Regions from separate parts of the Homo sapiens genome. Here region 1 is linked to region 2. Evidence: chromatin contacts called from ENCODE Hi-C or POLR2A ChIA-PET data. All regions are on one chromosome and are shown on one strand. The core of a region is the stretch at or near the end of the contact, and the rest is flanking DNA. Distances in the headings are between cores, read along the strand shown. Region 1 overlaps TRAPPC10 (trafficking protein particle complex subunit 10). Region 2 holds the start of CFAP410 (cilia and flagella associated protein 410).

Region 1 (6,260 bases), core at 1,538-4,037, 250 kb after region 2:
GAGTGGAGCAGTGCCCATGCAATCAACAGTGCGTTCAAACAGAAGCTTGGATCTGCACACGTCTACGCATAGAGTGGGACCAGTTTCAGATTTAATTCTTCTAAAAAGAAGAATTCATCCATCCAGCCACCCGCTTACTCAGGAGCAAGCCTCGATCCAGCCTCAGGGCAGCCGGAGGAGCTGCACAGGAGCCTTTACTCATCAGCAGTGCAGCTGTTCTATCTAAAGGCTCAGTCGCAACACATACTACATCATTTCCGTACACTCTGGTTCTCTGTTGAGAAGTTTATGCTCAGGTCTACACAATGTTTACCTGCTGGGACTGCGTGTTCAGTGGTACTAGTTGCAGGTCGGTACTATCACCGGTATCTACAAGATAACTATCTGACAGCTGAAAGTCAAGTTCTGACAAATTCTGGACACAAACTTGAACATATTTCCTAAAGTGGAAAAACAAAAAGTATTATTTTGATATGTAAGAACTTTATTAAATATATCTTAGCTTTGTTAAGGAGACCCTCTCTGCCTGGGGAATCAAAAAAGCAACAAAGCAAAGTAAGCTAAGTTGTTGCATAAGTTTCCCTTCAGATTTCACACCGAAAAGTGCCAGAAAATAAACCTTTTTGGCCGGGCACGGTGGCTCACGCCTGTAATCCCAGCACTTTGGGAGGCCGAGGTGGGCAGATTATGAGGTCAGGAGATTGAGACCATCCTGGCCAACATGGTGAAACCCCATCTCTACTAAAAATATAAAAATTAGCCAGACGTGGTGGCACGTGTCTGTAATCCCAGCTGCTCGGGAGGCTGAGGCACGAGCATTGCTTGAACCTGGGAGGTGGAGGTTGCAGTGAGCTGAGATCACGCCACTGCACTCCAGCCTGGTGACAGGGCGAGACTCCATCTCAAAAAAATAACAAATAAAAATAAATAAAAAAAGTTTTTAAAGAGGCAAGTTCTGTGAGGCAATGGAAGAAAGAATATAGTTTCTGACCAGCCTTATTAAGTGATCATGGCTGGTCACCCTCACTGGCCTTTGGGGAGCCACGGGGAGACAGCAGCAGCCCTCCTCATTACAGGTGAAGACTCTCCATTGAGAGATGATAGGCGGGGCTTATATCCATTTCCATTACATGCAAAACTTTGAAAATATTAATAATAGTTACTATTTTTTGAGACAGAGTCTTGCTCTTGTCGCCCAGGCTGGGGTGCAATGGCACGATCTCAGCTCACTGCAACCTCTGCCTCCCAGGTTCAAGTGATTCTCCTGCCTCAGCCTCCCGAGTAGCTGGGATTACAGGCGCCCGCCACCATGCCCGGCTAATTTTTGTATTTTTAGTAGAGACGGGGTTTCACTATGTTGGTCAGGCTGGTCTTGAACTCCCGACCTCGTGATCCGCCTGCCTCGGCCTCCCAAAGTGCTGGGATTACAGGCATGAGCCACCACGCCCGGCTGAAAAATAATTTTTTAATAAGGTTCTTTTAGAGATTATTGATGTTTTTAACTATTAATATCTACAGTTCCCTTTGCTGTGATTTGAAGGGGAAAAAAGCTGCTAGTATAATGTTCCATTCTAAACATGGGTCTGACGTTTTTGTTTCCAAATTATCCACACATCATCAATGGATAAAAAGTTGTGGTGAGAGGCCAGGCTAGCATCCCGAGCCCATTGATCAACGCTAGCACCGTCACTAAGGTAGGACACCTGGACACCGTGGGCCTCCCGGTGCAGTCAACAGGAAGCACACAGCCCCGCCTGCCTCAAAGCAGAACTGGAGTCTACTCAAGCCTTTAGGGCAGCTGTTTTCCACTGGGGCACGTCCGCCCCACCCAGAGGACACTGGGCAGTGTCTACAGACATCTGTGGCTGCCACACCTGCAGGTGGGGAGTGCTACTGGCATCTCATGGGAGAGCCTGGGGTGCTGCTCAACACCCTACAGCACACAGGAAAGCCCCTACAACAGAGTTATCTAGCCCAAAATGTCACTAATGCTGAGCTTAAAAGCTCCTGTTCTAGAGGTTGCAGGCAATTGACAAGAAATACAGGGACAGGAGAACTAGTTAACAAATCCAGCCAGATCCAGAAAGGCGGGCGTCCAGAGGAAACCTGGCCTGCAAGTGAACAAGTCGATGGCTTGAAAACAGGGAAGAAAGGATGAACAGAGATCTAGTGGTCTGATGGAGATTTTGGACCCCAAGTCACACAAAGCAACCATAAAAGGTCATTTTCAGACAGTTGGGAAAACCTGAATATGAACTGGATGTCACAGGACACCAGGGAATTGTGGATTTTAAGACACAAACAATGGCCTTGTGGTCACATAAGAAGACATCCTTGGTCACCACGAAGGCCAGTTTTGAACATTAGGAACCTCCACTTAGAAGAGTCTGGGGAAAGAAGCCAGGGCCCGCACGCTACGCCTCCGTTACCGTGTTCCTGAGGACAGGAGGCTGTGTGTGGTCCTGAAGGGTACGCTGAAGGTCAGTGCGATGACTGTGGAGTAGATGGACCACGGGCAGTCAATCGACACCTGAGGAGGAAGCACAAAGACACTCTCAGACCACTCGCCGACGGACAGCACAGCCACCACCACTGCTGCCCAGACTCACCTGCAGTGCCCGCCCACGCCCTAGACATTTTATTATGGCTTCAACCACTCATTATCCAGGAAGCAAAGCCTTACCCAACACATACACAAACCAACGAGAAACAGGAAGCTATGCATACAGACAAGAGAAACGAACGCAGAACTGGCAAGACATGCACACATCACCAGAGTCACCTCAACGGCGGAAGAGCACAGCCGTCCTCTAAGCAGCAGACCCACCTGCTGCTCCCATACACGCAGGGCCGCGGAGCCATGCATGTTGCAATGTGCACAGGGTTTTGACAAAGTGCTTTCAGTCATGTATTTCCAGATGACATTAGCCAATCAGTAACTACTCCATAGTTAATGAATTATCTAAGCATTTAATCCATGTGAGGCTGAATATGTAACTGAAAACCAAATCAGTTTAGGGGCACAGTGAGGACAAAGCTATTACATCCCTTAAGGGCAGGAAGGAAGCAAGTCTCAAGCCTTATTCCCCACAGGGAAGAGGTGAATACCCCAGCACACAGCGTGCGTGCCGCCAGTGCCAGGGAAGAGAGGATAACACGGCACATAGCACAGGTGCCACCAGCGCCAGGGAAGAGAGGATAACACAGCACACAGCACAGGTGCCACCAGCGCCAGGGAAGAGAGGATAACACGGCACATAGCACAGGTGCCACCAGCGCCAGGGAAGAGAGGATAACACGGCACATAGCACAGGTGCCACCAGCGCCAGGGAAGAGCGGGGTAACACGGCACACAGCACAGGTGCCGCCAGTGCCAGGGAAAAGAGGATAACACGGCACACAGCACAGGTGCCGCCAGCGCCAGAGAAGAGTGGGATAACACGGCACACAGCACAGGTGCCGCCAGCGCCAGGGAAGAGAGGATAACACGGCACATAGCACAGGTGCCGCCAGTGTCAGGGAAGAGTGGGATAACATGGCACACAGCACAGGTGCCGCCAGCGCCAGGGAAGAGTGGGATAACACGGCACACAGCACAGGTGCCACCAGCGCCAGGGAAGAGCGGGATAACACGGCACATAGCACAGGTGCCACCAGTGCTGCGCGCTCCTGCTGAGCTAAGCGCCACCTTCGTGAATGGTGAACGTCTGTGTGAGTTAAGGGAAAGACACTTCCTCAGGTTCTTCAAAAGCTGAACATTACAACATTCGTCTTCAGGCGTGGACTTGTCTGGTGACTCCGTGCTTTGGAAAGACGGCATGCCTTGCCCTTTGCCCCCGCTGCTCTTGGGCGTATACTGCGGCCCCTGGGCTGTTTCAGGGCCCTCAGGATTGATTTCTGGGCTACGAGACTTGGGCACACCCTGAGTAACATGATGCAGCGACACATTCCATGAGCTGATATCCTGTGGCTCTGGGACCGAAATCACATCTTTCTCAAGTAACTGTCAGTAAGTACCAGCACCAAAGCCTAAAATGAGACAGCTCCTCCGTGGCTGAGCTTATGAGTTTCAGTGGACAGACACCGAGGCACACACGACACAGACCTCCTCTGGCCTCGTCACCGGTCTAATGGACATGACCCAAGTTTTACGCCCCTCATGCCTAAGCCGGCCCTAACCTCTTACAGCAAACTCCCTGGCCCCTGGAACTGAGAGGGAAAGGTAGAGCTGGCTTGTCTCTGCCCTTGCAAAAAATGCACCCCTTATCTAAGAAAGGGTGATTCACAGACAGACAGAACTGCTAAACACATGCCCAGGGCATCGGGAATCAGAAGGAGCCAGGCTAACAGCAGGCATCGCTACATCGCCTTTCCCAGCAGGCAGGCGGGCGGCGGACGCCCCACAAGCTAAGCTCCTCCACTGTCCCTACTCACTTTGTGGTCTGTGGTAACCATGCAGCGGCCAGTTCTCTGTTTGTCCTTATGCTTCCTGTGGGGCTCTGCCATCCCCAGCATGTCACTCTCCCCTCCGAGTGCTGGGGCTGAAGGTAAAGAGAGAACTTCCAGTTCAAATTCGATCACGTGGTACGCAGGCGCAACAGGCAGACTGATGCTCGTGACCTTGTCGGAGGACTGAATCCGGAGCGCGGCCTCAGAAGACTGTTCTACGAAGGACAGAAAAAGTCACTTCAAAGCTGTTCCCTCGGTTTCACTTGTCCTTTTCCTTACAGCAGGTGATGGCCCAGCAGTGAGGCCACTGCTCAACCTCTCCCGCTCCTGCGCACCTGGCAGGCAAACCCAAGAACAAGGCCCCTAGGACAGAGCAGCCCTGTGTGAAAGCCGGCAGGCAGGCGCCCAGACCCATCATTGATCTCAATCTGAAGAGAGGAAAAGGGCATTTCCCACGGGGCCCACCCAAGTCCTGTGTAGGTCCCTGCATGACTTTCTCCCGTTCCAGCTCATCCGCAGATCCACCCCCACCCCAGGGGAGCAGGGTCCTCCCCTTCCCCTTCCTCGTGGCTGGGAGGATGGGAGTGCTCAGGGCTCTCAACAGCACCTGCAAGGGCTGCTCTGCTTTTGCTTCTCGGGAGCAGGGCCAGCCCAAGGGGGACAGGGTCTGGCAGGCATCACCATGGAACGTGACCCCAGCCGTGACCCCCATCTCCTAATCCTCAGCCAGACAAGCACTGCTCGGCCACTCAGCGTGTGAACCACTCTCAGTTTATCACCTCAGATGGGACCCCAGCACAGGCATCAGGCCGCAGGGCTCCTATGGAACACGGACTCCAGACACTGTTGAGGGGCGCTCAGCAGGATGGCAGCAAGGCCAGGCTCACCCTCACACCCACACAGTGCAGGGCAAGGTGGGCATCCTCCTTGGGCCTGGGTGGGCGGCACCTCACCTCTCGTGTTGGAGTAGACCACAGCCCTGCTCTCCGCCTGGCACAGGATGAGCATGGCTTCGGCATTGCTAAGCTGCAGGCTGTCTCCATTCTTTATCGTATAATGGCCGGTAGTGACAGTGAACTTGACTCTCTGAGGAATGCCTGCCAGAAGGCTATCTAAAGGAAAAGAGATCGTGGCTCAGCACCGCTGCCAACCGGAAGACAGCATCTCAGGGCCCGCAATGGGGTGAAAGGGGCTCTATTTCTTTTACTATGAAAGATTTGCTCCTTTGGGATCTCCATGAATTCCTTCTACTTCCATTCCCTTCTGCCCTAACTTTTCATCTCAATGATGTGGACTACAGGGTTGAAGGAGAACCTTGCTGGGGAAAAAAGAATCCTGTGAGTCAAGGAGTCTTATACCCATCTTGGTTCAGCAAGTCAGGGATTATGATCATGACTACGTCTCTGAGGGTCACAAAATTTGCCTGCCCATTAGTAGTAGAAGAGAATCACATAATGAGGCTTAAGAAGAGACTGTAAAGAAAACTTGACTGTGCTGGTGCTGCTCAAATATTCAAAACCTTCTCTGGATTTTTCAGCTTCAGGCCACGGGCTTTTGGGTTAAGAACAGTCAGCAGTCAGGTGGCTCCCCCTCACTCCAAGACAGCAATGAGAGGCAGGAGTGAGCTGAGGCCTCTGAGAATCCTGCTGCAGGGAAGACAGAAGGCAGGCAAGATACCAGGACCGGGGGGAGAGTGGACAGAGACAGGGGACACTAGGCAGGAAGCAGGAGCCAGGCCATGAGCCTGGCACTGCAGCCGCTGGGCCATGGGGAGGGCAGGGCCTGCTGGCTGGTGCTTCGGCTCCCCTGCG
Region 2 (6,400 bases), core at 3,805-6,304:
GTCATCCCACATCTTACACCAACCTGAGGACTAAGCTCTGATTTTTTTTTTTTTTTTTTTTGAGGTGGATTCTCGCTCTGTGGCCCAGGCTGGAGTGCAGTGGCGCGATCTCGGCTCACTGCCAAGCTCCGCCCTCCAGGTTCACGCCATTCTCCTGCCTCAGCCTCCCAAGTAGCTGGGACTACAGGTGCCCACCACCACGCCCAGGTAATTTTTTGTATTTTTAGTAGAGACGGGGTTTCACCATGTTAGCCAGGATGGTCTCAATCTCCTGACCTCGTGATCTGCCCGTCTTGGCCTCCCAAAGTGCTGGGATTACAGGTGTGAGTCACCACGCCTGGCCAGCTCTGATTTTTTTTCTTGCCTATATTCCTATCTAAGGGATATGGAGAGTCATGCCCTACAAACCATAAATTCTCATCAGACGGGTTTTATTTAACCCTATATGTCATAACTTACTTTCCAATCTGACTCTGGCATAACATGACAAGGAATAAAATCAAAATATTTTACCCCGAAACATGTTTCCTGCCATATTTTGAGACGCTCCTGCAAAGCCGTCCTTTGTGGGAGAAAATGTGCATCTGGAAGGAATCTCTATTCACATAGCTTGATCTTTTTCTTCCAGGCCCTCCCAATCCTGACGAGATTAACTGAGAGTCTAGCACCTTTTAAAGGTGTGAATAGGAAACATTCGTCATCGATTGTCTCTAAGGGCAGCCATTAAAGACTTCAAAAGAACCTTGGTCCCCACAGTCTTTTTTTTTCTTTTTTTCTGTGCAGTGGCGCAATCTCGGCTCACTGCAAGCTCCGCCTCCCGGGCTCACACCATTCTCCTGCCTCAGCCTCCCGAGTAGCTAGGACTACAGGCGCCCGCCCCCATGCCCAGCTAATTTTTTTGTTTGTTTTTTGTATTTTTAGTAGAGACAGGGTTTCACCGTGTTAGCCAGGATGGTCTCGATCTCCTGACCTCGCGATCCGCCCGCCTCGGCCTCCCAAAGTGCTGGGATTACAGGCGTGAGCCCCCGTGCCCAGCGGTCTCCACAGTCTTTTATCTGAACCTGAGCATTTCCTTTCTATGGATCCCAGGTCTTTAGACAAACTCAACCGTCAACCAGAAAATGTTTAAATTCACCGATAGCCTGGAAGCCCCCACTTTGAGTTGTCCCGCCTTTCTGAATCAAACCAACGTATTTCTTAAATGTATTAGATTGCTGTCTCATGCCTTCCTAAAAAGTAAAAAACCAAGCTGTGCCCCGACCACCTTGGACACATGTTCTCAGGATTTCCTGAGGGCTGCGTCACGGGCCATGGTCATTCATATCTGGCTCAGAATAAATCTCTTAAAATATTTTACAGAGTTTGACTCTTTTTGTCAACACCACGATATAGAAGGTTAAATAAAACCCATCTGATGAGAATTTATGGTTTGTAGGGCATGACTGTCCATGCCCTTTAGGAATTTGGGCAAGATAAAAAAAGAAAAATCAGAGTTTAGTCCTCAATTACTTCAAGGCCGAGAGTGAGTTCTGGCCTTGAAGTAATCTTGTTGGAGACAGAATGAGGTGTCCGGTCCCTTTCAGGAGCTGACCCCTGAAGCTTCCAAGCAAAGAGATGACCAGATAAGTGAGCATGGTGTGTGCTTAACAGGCATCCAGGTAAACTAAATGTGCATAAGGCCTGAGAGCACAGGATGGGAACGGAGTGGAGGTTCACATTCCCAGGCTGTATTTCAAGATGGAAGGTAACACAAGCAGCTTGTCTCAGTTACATCTTCAGACTAGGGTGGAGGAGGAGGAAAGGGGAAAGGGGAAAAAGTTTTAAAACATGGTTTGAGGCTTAGCTGTGTGAAAGGAATATAAAGCTCAAGACCTTAAAATCACTAAGTCAAGGGAAAAGTCAGCTGGAAAATGCATCAGGCAAACCTGCCTCCAATTTTATTCCTAAATAAGATCGCTACAAAGATAAAAAGCTATGAAGCTCCCTCACAATTTGCCCACAAGGAAATTCCTTGTGGGCCTCAAGATCTTTACCCTCAAACAGTTCTGTTGAATTTCACCCTGGAATGTAAACTGATAGCTGATCTTCACAGGTGTGGGACAGGAGGTCATCCCCCTGCTCACCGGAGACACATGCCTATCTGTTTGCTTTCTCTGCCTTATTGTTTATGTAAAAATGCAGATTTACTAAGCTAGACCAAATTGTGTATTCAGTGAAAGGACTCAAAAGAATGCAATCTTTTGTCTCTTATCCACCGATGACCTGGAAGCTGGAAGCCTCCCTCCACCCCCACAACCCCACCCGGCCTTCAAGGTGTCCTGCCTTTCCAGACTGAACTAATGTACATCTTTTTTTTTTTTTTAAGACGGAGTCTCGCTCTTGTTGCGCAGACTGGAGTGCAATGGCACAGTCTCGGCTCACTGCAACCTCTGCCTCCCGGGTTCAAGCGATTCTCCTGCCTCAGCCTCCAAAGTAGTTGGGATTACAGGCGCCCACTGTCAGGCCTCTGAGCCCAAGCTAAGCCACCATGTCCCCTGTGACCTGCACGTACACATCCAGATGGCTGGTTCTCGCCTTAACTGATGACATTCCACCATAAAAGAAGTGAAAATGGCCTGTTCCTGCCTTAACTGATAACATTGTCTTGTGAAATTCCTTCTCCTGGCTCATCCTGGCTCAAAAGCTCCCCTACTGAGCACCTTGTGACTCCCACTCTGCCCGCCAGAGAACAACCCCCCTTTGACTATAATTTTCCTTTATCTACCCAAATCCTATAAAACGGCCCCACCCTTATCTCCCTTCACTGACTCTCTTTTCAGACTCAGCCCACCTGCACCCAGGTGAAATAAACAGCTTGATTGCTCACACAAAGCCTGTTTGGTGGTCTCTTCACATGGACACGAGTGAAACCCACCACCGCGCCCAGCTAATTTTTTGTATTTTTAGTAGAGACAGGGTTTCACTATGTTGGCCAGGCTGGTCTCGAACTCCTGACCTCAGGCCATCCACCTGCCTCAGCCTCCCAAAGTACTGGGATTATAGGCGTGAGCCACCGCGCCCGGCTTAATGTACATCTTATACATATATTTTTTCTTCTTTTTCCATCTTACACATATTGATTGATGTCTCATGTCTCCCTAAAAATGTATGAAAGCAAGCTGTGCCCCAGCCACCCAGGGCACATGTCATCAGGACCTCCTGAGGCTGTGTCATGGGCTTGTCCTTAACCTTGACAAAATAAACTTTCTAAACAGATTGAGTCCTGTCTCAGATATTTTGGATTCACAGCTGCTAAGCTGCTCGGTTACAATTGAAGGCTCATGGGTTAGGGGTTGTTCAAAGGTAGTTTGGTGAACAGGGGGCTAGGGCATGGGGAGTGCTGATTGGTTAGGTGCGAGATGAAATCTAGCTGTCCTTTTGGTCCTTTTGTGCTGCATGGCTTCTGGGTGGGGCCACAGGAGCTGTTGGCAAGACATTTAGCTGGATCCATCCGTGTGAGACATGCAAGAAACCTGCAAAGGTACAATAGTGATGTTACCTGCAGGAGTAATTGGGGAAGTAGCTTATCTTGTGACCTCCAGAATAATGGCTGACGAATGTTTACATCTGCATCTTAGTGGAATTCATGCTCCTCTATCCTTCTAGGCTGGTAGTGTAACCGCCCAATGGGTTCGCCTTGCCCACTGCCTAGACAGAACCGATTTATCAAGGCAACGGAATTGCAATGGAGAAAGAGTAATACACACAGAGCTGGCTGTGCAGGAGAGCAGAGTTTTATTATCACTCAAATCAGTCTCCCCAAGCATTCGGGGATCCGTGTTTTTAAGGATAATTTGGCGGGTATGGGCTCAGAAAGTGGTGAGTGCTGATTGGTCAGGTCGAAGATTAAATCATAGGGGGTCAAAATGAGTTCTGGCTGACTTCTGTCCCTGGGTGGGATCACACACATGGTTGAGCCAGATTATCCGTTTGGGTGGTGTCATCTGCTGCATCTGAATGCAGGGTCTACAAAATATTTCAAGCACTGACCTTAAGTTTTGCAACAGTGATGTTATTCCCAGAAGCAATTTGGGGAGGTTCAGACTCTTGCCGCCAGAGGTTGCATGGCCCCTAAACTGTAATTTTTAATCTCGTAGCTTAATTTGTTAGTCCTACAAAGGCAGACTGGTCCCCAGGCAAGAAGGGTTTTTTTGGGAAAGGGCTATTATCAATTTTGTTTCAGTTTAATCTATAAACTAAATTCCTTCCCAAGGCTAGTCTGGTCTACACCCAGGAATGAACAAAAGCAGCTTAGAGGATAGCAGGAAGATGGGGTGGGTGAGGAGATCTTCCCCTGTCATAATTTCTTCAGTTATGATTTTTGCAAAGGCGGTTTCAGTGGTCTCATTAGCTTTACAAAGGCTGTTTAGTTTTGAGGAAGGGCTGCTATCACTTAAACTATAAATGTCTCCCAAAGTTACCTTTGCTTATCCAGGAATAATTAAGGGCAGTTTTAAGGCCAAAGGCAAGATGGGGGTTGGCCAGATCTCCTTCAAGGCCAACCTTCTCTCACCGATACAATTTTTTGCAAAGGCGGTTTCAGAACGTCAGAACGCCTGTCTTAATGTAACTGTGGCCCATGTAACGATGTTTAGAGGGTCTTATCTGATTTCTAAAAGGTTGAAATGCTTGTAAGGGCTCTGCTGGACCTGCCCGTGCGTCTTTCCTATAAATGCGTCTTTTCTGTAAATGCTGGGAGGGAGGGAGACAAGGAATCAACACAGCCCCAGGGCTGCCCTGGGTTTATTCCAAGAGTTTGAATCGCGTAACTTGGAGCTGTGTAGCGCCCATGCCATCCACGCTAGGCCTGCGCTCAGAGTCAGGCCTAGGCACTCGGCCATGATGCGCGTCGGACCGAGCCCACCCCGCTCGGTTCCTGGGAGCAGCAGTTCAGCCCTCACTGGGCCGACTCGGGGACCGCCACCTGCACCCACCCTCTGCTCGCTGCGCGCTTCCGGGGTCGCGTTAGAATCGCGTCAGAGAAGGGCGCCCCAGGCCGCGCATGAGCAGGAGCAGAGCCAACGTGTCAGCGGCGCCCAAGCGGCCCCAGCGGGCTCGCGTCGCCCCGCTCTCCTCACCGAGCCGCCAATCGGCTCAGGATCCGCCCCTGACGACGCGGGCCCCGCCCCTGGAGACACGCGCCGCGCAGTCGTCACCCGCCCGGGATCAGGAGGCCGGGGGCGCCCGCCGGTCGGGCCTGGGCGGCCGCCATGAAGCTGACGCGGAAGATGGTTCTGACCCGGGCCAAGGCCTCGGAGCTGCACAGCGTGCGCAAGCTCAACTGCTGGTGAGGCGGGGCCTGGCCGCGGCCGCCCCGGGGTGGGGGGAGGAGCCGGGGCGGGGCGAGGGCGGAGCCGGAGGGAGGAGCCGGGGCGGGGAGAGGGCGGAGCCGGAGGGAGGAGCCGGGGCGGGACGAGGGCGGAGCCGGAGGGAGGAGCCGGGGCGGGGAGAGGGCGGAGCCGGGGCGGGGAGAGGGCGGAGCCGGGGCGGGGAGAGGGCGGAGCCGGAGGGAGGAGCCGGGGCGGGACGAGGGCGGAGCCGGAGGGAGGAGCCGGGGCGGGACGAGGGCGGAGCCGGAGGGAGGAGCCGGGGCGGGACGAGGGCGGAGCCGGAGGGAGGAGCCGGGGCGGGGCGGGGCGGGGGCGGAGTGGAAGGGGGGAGGGGCAGGGGCGAGGGCGGCGAAGGAGCCGCGGGTGAGGGAGGGGAGGAGGCCGGGGGTCGGGGTCGCCTGGGCCCCCCCCCATTTCCCGGCCCGCCTTTGCCCCGGGTGCCCTGTGGGCTGGGTCTGTTGTCTGGGGTTGCCAGCAGTCACTGGGACCAAGTCGAATAGGAGAGAGAACTGAGCTTTCCAGGACTGAGTCAGGAAACACGTTGGTAATCAGTACTGGGGGCGGCCGTTCCCAGGGTACTCCTAGCAGGTGACAGGAAGGGACGTGGGTGCGGTGGGACCCAGGCAGGCTGAAAGGCAGGTAATGCTGAGTCTCACTGAGCCAAGGAAGACCAGGAGCTTCCAGAAGAGGGAGCCTGGAGTTGAGGCCTGCAAGATCTCCAGGGTTCCCTGGGGACTCAGCAGAGTGACCGCGCCGTGTCAACTGGCCTCACCGTGCAGGCGGGTGTGGGGGTCAGCGAGAGCAGACGCTTCCTCCCAGGGGTGTCCGCAGACTGCCCAGAGTGAGCTCTTCCCTGTTAATTAAAAAGCTTTTCTCTCTGCCCTGGCATATCTGGTGTTTTGGCTACAATTCCCGTGTCATTTGCTTTCAATAATGCATTTCTTTGTTTTGCATGGGGTGGTCAGTACTCCCACTAAGCTGGGAGAAACAACAACCCTGTTTCAGGCTTTTAAAGTTTGCTTCATAAGTTG

What was found. Hi-C counts contacts between places; a loop is a spot of excess contacts on that map. ChIA-PET counts read pairs that join two places held with the same protein, here RNA polymerase II (POLR2A). Pooled maps may share reads with other maps.
Region 1: a map of CD4-positive, alpha-beta T cell shows a loop between it and region 2 (4-fold over the local background). The contact joins the enhancer-like site here to the promoter of CFAP410 in region 2. A Hi-C loop is called at or near these places in 1 of 168 maps with a recorded cell type or tissue (CD4-positive, alpha-beta T cell) and 4 of 50 pooled maps. POLR2A ChIA-PET finds 5 or more read pairs at or near these places in 3 of 52 experiments (CD4-positive, alpha-beta memory T cell, common myeloid progenitor, CD34-positive and naive thymus-derived CD8-positive, alpha-beta T cell).

Annotation. Positions count from the first base shown.
Region 1 is chr21:44,086,103-44,092,362 of GRCh38, reverse strand. It overlaps TRAPPC10 (trafficking protein particle complex subunit 10), which reads right to left. Exons shown (of 23, transcript NM_003274.5): 16 at 5,403-5,561; 17 at 4,435-4,664; 18 at 2,430-2,530; 19 at 314-440. Among named protein-coding and RNA genes, the nearest start is that of PWP2, 18 kb to the left of the region's middle. Within about 2 kb of position 2,787, at least 9 of the 41 ENCODE cell types and tissues checked have a DNase peak (open chromatin) inside an H3K27ac peak, as active enhancers do; they include CD4-positive, alpha-beta T cell, where a contact is called at or near this core.
Region 2 is chr21:44,338,044-44,344,443 of GRCh38, reverse strand. CFAP410 (cilia and flagella associated protein 410) reads left to right here and starts at 5,054. Exons shown (of 7, transcript NM_004928.3): 1 at 5,054-5,326. The coding sequence starts at 5,250. RefSeq lists enhancers at 429-984, 1,727-2,370, 2,371-3,013, 4,876-5,095 and silencers at 5,096-5,465, 5,766-5,885.